Linked DNA regions of Homo sapiens: region 2 is linked to region 1. Evidence: read pairs that join two places in POLR2A ChIA-PET (ENCODE). Cell type or tissue: GM12878. All regions are shown on one strand. Links, peaks and the distances in the headings refer to the core of each region. The heading gives the core; the rest is flanking DNA. Region 1 overlaps KDELR3 (KDEL endoplasmic reticulum protein retention receptor 3). Region 2 overlaps DMC1 (DNA meiotic recombinase 1).

Region 1 (4,392 bases), core at 187-4,186:
ACACCTGGCTAATTTTGTATTTTTTAGTGGAGATGGGGTTTCTCCAAGTTGGTCAGGCTTGGTCTCAAACTCCCAACCTCAGGTGATCTGCCCGCCTCGGCCTCCCAAAGTGTTGGATTACAGGCATGAGCCACCGCCCCCGGCCCAAATACGATGTTAACACTAGATATAGCTGGATATGTGGGATTCTCTGTACTGTCTTTACAACTCTGTTGTAAATCTAACATTCTTTCAAAATAAAAAGTTAAAAAAAGAAAGAGACCAAAGTGGGTCAAGAAACAGCATTTAGACTGGGCGCGGTGGCTCACGCCTATAATCCCAACACTGAGAGAATGAGGTAGGAGGATCACTTGGGCCCAGGAGTTTGAGACCAGGCTGGGCGACATAGTGAAACTCTGTCTCTACAAAAATAATAATAATAATAATTAATAATAAAATTTGCCAGTCTGATGGTTTGTGTCTGTAGTTACCAGCTACTCGGGAGGCTGAGATAGGAGAATTGTTTGAGTCCAGGAGATAGAGGCTGCAGTGAGCTATGATTGCACCACTGCACCCCAGCCTGGGAGACAGAGTAAGACCCTTTCTCTAAAAAGAAAAAAATAAAAAAGAAAGAAACATCATGGAGAGTATGAACCCTTTTTTGTCAACTCAGTGCATCCATGTGCATCATATGTGTACACATAGGTGTCATGTGTGTACATGTTCACAAAGATATGGAAGGATGAACACTAGGGGTTTGGAATATTTTTATCTTTGCATCTTTGTATATTGTTTGATTTTTGTTTTGCAAAGAGTAAATATAGGCATAACTTTTGTAACTAGAAAAAAGGCTTTTTGGCTGGGCGTGGTGGGTCATGCCTGTAATCCCAGCACTTTGGGAGGCCAAGGCGGGCAGATCACTTGAAGTCAGAAGTTTGAGACCAGCCATGACCAACCTGGCGAAACTCCGTCTCTACTAAAAATTCAAAAATTAGCCAGGCGTGGTGGCAGGCACCTGTAATCCCAGCTACTTCGGAGGCTGAGGCAGGAGAATCACTTGAACCCAGGAGGCAGAGGTTGTGGTGAGCCGAGATCACGCCACTGCACTCCAGCCTGGGCAACAGAGTGAGACTCCATCTCAAAAAAAGAAAAAAGAAAAAAGAAAAAAGGCTTTTTAAATCTTACAGTTTGAAAAATAAAATAGAATGCTCCCCTGGCCCTGAACCTTCCTCTGCCTGCTCTGGTCTCCCTGGTGAATCAACACCTTGTAAAGTCAGTGAGTTGTTCCTCCTAAGACTGAGCTTTGGGGACTGTCAGTGGAACTCTGGGGGTGGAGTGAAGAGAAGCCTCAACAACCCCCACCAAGCCCGACTCACACCACCCCCGACATCCTCCCCAGAGCAAGAGCCCAGGCAGGCACACGCAGGGGGACTGGGAACTCGGTGTTCGTGTCTTTATTTGGAGACTGGGAGACAGATTACAGTTTAATGAGAGGAACGACGACTCAAGTGATCCGATGGGAAGGGTGAGTTTCCTGGCCCTTAGGGAGCGACAGTGCCCTGGACAGGAGGTCTTTGAGTGGGAGTGGACACTCTAGAGGCCTCCCCAGCTCCAGGCTGTGCACCTCTTGAGGGTGGGCAGGCTTGGGAGTCTGTGTCCTCATTGTCTCCTGTCTACCCTTGGCCACAGGCATCTCTGGGAAGAGCCAGATCCTGTTTGCTCTCGTCTTCACCACCAGGTACCTGGACCTGTTCACCAACTTCATCTCCATCTACAACACAGTAATGAAGGTGAGGGGCTGGGTGATGATGGTTGGGGGAAGCCACCAAGCCCCCACAAACTGTGAGGTAGCCTGCTTGGAAACTCATTCTGTGGAGCCAGGCCGACCTGGGTTTGAATCCTGACTTTGCTGCTTAGTGGCTGCAAGACCTCATCTTGGGCCTCTTTGTATGTCAGTGTCCTCGTGCAAAAATGAGGACAGGGCTGGGCACTGTGGCTCATGCCTGTAATCCCAGCAATTTGGGAGGCCGAGTCGGGCGGATGGAGACCATCCTGGCTAACAAGGTGAAACCCTGTCTCTACTAAAAATACAAAAAATTAGCCGGGCGTGGTGGCTCATGCCTGCAGTCCCAGCTACTCAGGAGGCTGAGGCAGGAGAGTTGCTTGAACTTGGGAGGCGGAGGTTGCAGTGAGCCGAGATCGCGCCACTGCACTCCACCCTGGGTGACAGAGTGAGACTCTGTCTCAAAAAAAAAAAAAAAAAAAAAAAAAAGACAGTACCATTACTTAGCTCAGAGGGTTTGGTTGGGAACATTAAATGAGATAATAAATGTAAATGTAAAAAACCCTGCCATATATTAAACATTCAATAAAGGGTCACACCTGTAATCCCAGCACTTTGGGAGGCCAAGGCGAGAGGACCGCTTGAGCTCAGGAGTCTGAGACCAGCCTGGGCAATGCAGTGAGACTCCGCCTCTACATAAAATTTAAGAAATTTAGCTGGGCGTAGTGGTGCTCATCTGTGGTCCCAGCTACTCAGGAGGCTGAGGTGGGACAATCACCTGATCTTGGTAGATCAAGGCTGCAGTGAGCCATGATCATGCCACTGTACTCCAGTCTGGGCAACAGAGTGAGATCCCGTCTCAAGAAAAAAAAAATTATTTAGGTGATAGAGAAGGATTAGAGAGCTACTTCAGGGAGTGTGGTCAGGGCATCTTCAAAGAGATGACATGTAAGCTGACAGCTTAGTGACAACAAGGAACCAGCCATGTAAAGATCAAAGGACACACCTTCTTTCTGTTTTTTTAAGACGGAGTCTCACTGTTTTCTGTTGCCCAGGCTGGAGTGCAGCAGCGCAATCTCAGCTCACTGCAGCCTCCACCTCCTGGTTTCAAGCCGGGAGCTTGCCTTGTGCCTCAGCCTCCCAAGTAGCTGGGACTACAGGCATGTGCCACCATGTCCAGCTAATTTTTGTATTTTTAGGAGAGACAGGGTTTCTCCATGTTGGCCAGGCTGGTCTCACGCTCCTGACCTCAAGTGGTCCACCCACCTCGACCTCCCAAAGTGCTGGGATTATGGGTGTGAGCCACCATGCCCAGCCAAGATGTAGATTTTAGTTGGACACATTATCTAATAGGAATCTTATTTCTTGTGCAGTGGTGCGATCATGGCTCACTGCCTCAACTTCCCGGGCTGAAGGGGTCCTCCCACCTCAGACTCCTGAGTAGCTGGGACTACAGGCACGCACCACCATGCCTGGCTAATTTTTTTGTATTTTTAATAGAGACAAGATTTCACCATGTTGCCCAGGCTGGTCTCAAACCCCTGGGCTCAAGTGATCTGCCTGTGTCAGTCTCCCGAAGTTCTGGAATTACCATGATCAGCTAGGAGTCTTTTTTTTTTTTGAGACGGAGTCTCGCTCTGTCGCCCAGGCTGGAGTGCAGTGGGGCAATCTCGGCTCACTGCAAGCTCCGCCTCCCGGGTTCACGCCATTCTCCTGCCTCAGCCTCCCGAGTAGCTGGGACTACAGGCGCCTGCCACTGCGCCCAGCTAAGTTTTGTATTTTTAGTAGAGACAGGGTTTCACCTTATTAGCCAGGATGGTCTCGATCTCCTGACCTTGTTATCTGCCCGCCTCGGCCTCCCGAAGTGCTGGGATTACAGGTGTGAGCCATTGCGCCCGGCCAGGAGTCTTCTTTTTTGTTGTTGTTGAAATGGAGTCTTGCACTGTGGCTCAGGCTGGGGTGCAGTGGTGCAATCTCGGCTCACTGCAACCTCTGCCTCCTGGATTCAAGCAATTCTCCTACCTCAGCCTCCAGAGTAGCTGGGATTACAGGCACCCACCACCACGCCCGGCTACTTTTTGTATTTTTTGATAGAGACGGGGTTTCACTATGTTGGCCAGGCTGGTCTCAAACTCCTGACCTCGTGATCTGCCCACCTTGGCCCCCCAAAGTGTTGGAATTACAGGCGTGAGCCACCACACCTGGCCCCCCCTTTTTTTTTTTTTTTTGAGACAGAGTGGAGTGCAGTGGCACGATCTTGGCTCACTGCAGTCTCTGCTCCCGGGTTCAAGTTATTTATTTATTTATTGTTTAGACAGAATCTAGCTCTGTCGCCCAGGGTGGAGTGCAGTGGCGCGATCTCGGCTCATTGCAACCTCCACCTCCCAAGTTCAAGAGATTCTGCCTCAGCCTCCCGAGTAGCTGGGATTACAGATGTGTGCCACCATGCCTGGCTAACTTTTTTTTTTTTTTTTTTGTATTTTTAATAAAGACGGGGTTTCACCATGTTAGCCAGGATGGTCTCCTGACCTCGTGATCTGCCCACCTCGGCCTCCCAAAGTGTTGGGATTACAGGCATTAGCCACCATGCCCAGTCTTTTTTATTTTGAGACAGTCTCCCTCTGTTGCCC
Region 2 (4,392 bases), core at 194-4,193, 75 kb after region 1:
CACCGCAACCTCCGCCTCCCAGTTCAAGCGATTCTCCTGCCTAAGCCTCCTGAGTAGCTGGAAATACAGGCATGTGCCGCCACGCCCGGCTAATTTTGTATTTTTAGTAGAGACAGGGTTTCTCCATGTTGGTCAGGCTGGTCTCGAACTCCTGACCTCAGGTAATCCACCCGCCTCAGCCTCCCAAAGTGCTGGGATTACAGGCGTGAGCCACGGTGCCTAGCCTTCTTCCTTTCATTGGTCAATTTCATACTGCCTCCCTCCCTTGTTGTTTGTTTACATAAAGCTTCTATCACCTCACCCTATGGCAAATGTTCGCTTGAACTCCTAATTTTGAACTTATAATGATCTTTCTCAGGCTGTATCCTCAAAATCCGTGTGTGTGTAACATTGCTGACAACTCATCGTCTTGAAACTTTCCTTTTGCTTGACTTTTACAACCAGATTTCCTTCTACTTCCTCTGTCTCTGGGTTTCTCATTTTAGTCCTCTTCCTAAATATAAACATACCTCAAAGTTATGTTCTCAATTCTCCTCTCTTCTCTCTCTATAAGTTCTCTTTCCCCCTTGGTTAATTCGTCCATATTTCTGGGCCTACCCCTTTCTCAAGCTGAATTCAATATTTCCCAGTGCCATCTGGATATCCTCATGTACATCATATTCAATACATTAAAATGATGGCTGGGTGCAATGGCTCATGCCTGTAATCCCAGTCCTTTGGGAGGCCAAGGCAGGCAGATCGCTTGAGCCCAGGAGTTGGAGATCAGCCTGGGCAACGTGGTGAAACCTGGTCTCTACAAAAGATAAAAAAAATTAGCCAGGCGTGGTGGTATGTGCCTGTAGTTCCAGCTACTCAGAAGGCTGAAGTGGGAGGATCACTTGACCCTGGGAGTTCGAGTCTGCAGTGAGTGTAATTGGGCCACTGCACTCCAGCCTGGGCAACAGAGCAAGAACCTGTCTCAAAAGAAGAAAAAAATTAGGCCAGGCGTGATGGCTCACGCCTATAATTCCAACACTTTGGGAGGCTGAGGTGGGTGGATCACTTGAGGTCAGGAGTTCAAAACCAGCCTGGCCAACATGGCGAAACCCCATCTGTATTAAAAATACAAAAATTAGCCAGGTGTGGTGGTGTACATTTGTAAACTTAGCTACTTGGGAAGCTGAGGTTGCAGTGAGTTGAGACTGCACCACTGCATTCCAGCCTGGGTGATGGAGAAAGACACTGTCTCAAAAAAAAAAAAGTAAAATTAGTACATTAAAATGAAACATCACCTTTTCTCTTTTTCTCTGAAGCATGATCTTTCCAGTTCTATTGTTAGCATCACATAACTATTCTCCTAGTATCTAGACAAAAAACCTGAGCGGTTTCTCAAACCTGTCTTTCCTTTGTCTACCAAATATAGCCATCAAGTCCTATCAATTTTCCTAATACTTCTTTTCCTTTTCTTTTTATTCTTACCAGTTCCAACCTAGATCAAGTTCTCATTACTTGCCTAGAATATTGCTAAAGTATCCAGTTTACACCCACTATCTTGTTTCAAAGCCTTTCATGTCTAAGATCCCAATCATCTTTCTAGCCCATATCCTGGAATACCTTACACTTTAATTAAACTGCAATTCGTTGTGTTACCCAAACAGGTTCTGCCTGTTTTCCTTATTAACTTTCACCCTCTTCATACCGTTCCCTTCATTTGGGACCATGACTTTCAGTGAGTCAATAATCTTTCAGCCAGGCGCAGTCGCTCACCCCTGTAATCCTAGCACTGTGGGAGGCTGAGGCAGGTGGATCACCTGAGGTCAGGAGTTCCAGAACAGCCTGGTCAACATGTCAAAACCCTGTCTCTACTAAAAATACAAAAAAATTAGCCAGGTGTGGTGGCACACACCTGTAATCCCAGCTACTCGGTAGGCTGAGGCAGGAGAATTGATTGAACCCAAGAGATGGAGGTTGCAGTGAGCCGAGATTGCCCCACTGGACTCCAGCCTGGGCAACAGGGAGATTCCGTCTCAAAAAAAAAAAAATCTTTTTTCTAACTATTAAGCAACATCTTTAGAGAAGTAAGAGGATTAAAAATGATGATATAATTTCCTCTCATGTATTTGTTTTGTCTCATAAACCCATATGAAGAAGTGAAACCTCATTAAATACAAAGTGATTGGAGAACTTAAACAGTAATTGTTTTCCCTTTGGTTTGTCTCATTACTACTGGTTTATGGAATGACTACAAAGATTGTATATCTCAGACAAACTCTTCAGTGGTAACATTCCTATATCACACTATTATGTTAGCAACTTTAAATAAAAAGGTTACAAAGTATTTTCTGTATCAATGAAGATAATCTTTCCTCCTGGGTAGCCACCAGCTCCTGGAAGTTGAGCTGTCACTAGGAAGCAATTAAAAATTTATATTAATAGGAGTGAATAAACTTTGTACACATGACTATATAAATACACATGGAATCTGCTGTTGCAACTCTTTAGTACATTTTGCAAAGAGTCATGATCCTTTCGTTTCTAAACAACATGTTATATTTTCATATTACTTAACCAGTGTGAAATTATAAGTATTCTGCCAGCATAGTTGTTATTCAACAAATAATTTCACTATCTTTCACAATGGAAGATATTCGTGAAAGTTAGTTCTCCCAAAGAATGGAAATAAAATTTAAATATTACTAATTTTCTTTCTTTTTCTTTTCTTTTCTTTTTTTTTTTTTTTTGAGACGAGTCTAGCTCTGTCGTCAGGTTGGAGTGCAGTGGCGCAATCTCAGCTCACTGCAATCTCCGCCTCCCGGGTTCAAGCAATTCTTCTGCCTCAGCCTCCCAAGTAGCTGGGACTACAGGCAGGCACTGCCACACCCAGCTAATTTTTATACTTTTAGTAGAGATGGGGTTTCACCATGTTGGCCAGGATGGTCTTGATCTCCTGACCTCGTGATCTGCCCACCTCGGCCTCCCAAAGTGCTGGGATTACAGGCTTGAGCCACCGCGCCCAACCTACTAACTTTCTTTCTACAAGAAATAGTCACAAATATGGCCGGGCATGGTGGCTCATGCCTGTAATCCCAGCACTTTGGGAGGCCAAGGTGGGTGGATCATTTGAGGTCAAGGGTTCAAGACCAGCATGACCAACATGGTAAAACCCTGTCTCTACTAAAAATACAAAAATTAGCTGGGTGTGGTGGTGCATGCCTGTAATCCCAGCTACTCTGGAGGCTGAGGCAGGAGAATTGCTTGAACCTGGGAGGCGGAGGTTGCAGTGAGCTGAGATCGTGCCACTGCAGTCCAGCCTGGGTGATAGATCAAGACTCCATCTCAAAAAAAAAAAAAAAAAAAGAAAGAAAGAAAGAAAGAAAGAAAAAAGAAAAAAAAGAAAGAAATAGTCACAAATAGGCCGAGTGGGCGGATCATGAGGTCAGGAGTTTGAGACCAGCCTCATCAACATGGTGAAACCCCATCTCTACTGAAAATACAAAAAACAAAAATTAGCCGGGCATGGTCGTGAGTGCCTGTAATCCCAGCTACTCAGGAGACTGAGGCAGGAGAATCGCTTGAACCTGGGAGGCGGAGGTTGCAGTGAGCTGAGATCGCGCCACTGCACTCTAACCTGGGTGACACAGCGAGACTCCGTCTCAAAAAAAAAAAGTCACAAATATAATTTATGCTATATAACTAATATGTTACCTTTAAATTAATGTATGTCAAATTTTAAAAATGCATTTACTTTTTTTTTCGAGACAGGTCTCACTTTGTCGCCCAGGCTGGAGTACAGTGGCACGATCTCGGCCCACGGCAACCTCTGCCTCCCGGGTTCAAGTGATTCTCTGACCTCAGCCTCCCCAGTAGCTGGGATTACAGGCATGTTCAACCAGGCCCAGCTAACTTTTGTATTTTTTAGTAGAGACAGGGTTTCACCATGTTTACCAGGCTGGTCTCAAACTCCTGACTTCAGGAGATCCTCCTGCCTTGGCCTCCCAAAGTGCTGGGATTACAGGTGTGAGCCACCACGCTAGACTGCAATTACTTTTTATGTAGTAGTAGTTAACACTAAGGAGCTACTTTATACCAGGTACATACATTATTTCATTTACTTTTCAAAACAATCCTAACATTTGGCACTGTCATTATTTCAATTTTATTGGTGGGGGAAATTAGAGAAGTAGAGCAACTTGCCCAAGGTCACACAGCTACTAACGATAGAACCAGGATTGAAGTCCGGCATTTTGATTCCAGAACTCCTTTCTTTTTTTTTTTTTTTTTTTTTTTGAGACGAGTCTTGCTCTGTTGCCCAGGCTGGAGTGCAGTGGCGCGATATCGGCTCACTGCAAGCTCCGCCTCCCGGGTTCACGCCATTCTCCTGCCTCAGCCTCCCCAGCAGCTGGGACTACAGGC

Evidence for each region. ChIA-PET counts read pairs that join two places held together with the same protein. Peaks named below come from ENCODE experiments on the same cell type or tissue, not always from the same donor. Only the 100,000 strongest peaks of a DNase experiment are listed, where the experiment ranks them.
Region 2: POLR2A ChIA-PET joins it to region 1 with 5 read pairs; 6 of 35 experiments call an interaction of 5 or more read pairs at or near these places.

Annotation. Positions count from the first base shown.
Region 1 is chr22:38,472,855-38,477,246 of GRCh38, forward strand. KDELR3 (KDEL endoplasmic reticulum protein retention receptor 3) reads left to right here. Exons shown (of 5, transcript NM_006855.4): 2 at 1,669-1,769. Among named protein-coding and RNA genes, the nearest start is that of KDELR3, 7.0 kb to the left of the region's middle. In GM12878, for the core only: no CTCF peak of the experiment used is centred there; no DNase peak of the experiment used is centred there.
Region 2 is chr22:38,547,614-38,552,005 of GRCh38, forward strand. DMC1 (DNA meiotic recombinase 1) reads right to left here. Exons shown (of 14, transcript NM_007068.4): 8 at 2,312-2,384. Among named protein-coding and RNA genes, the nearest start is that of DMC1, 20 kb to the right of the region's middle. In GM12878, for the core only: no CTCF peak of the experiment used is centred there; a DNase peak (open chromatin) is centred at 2,221.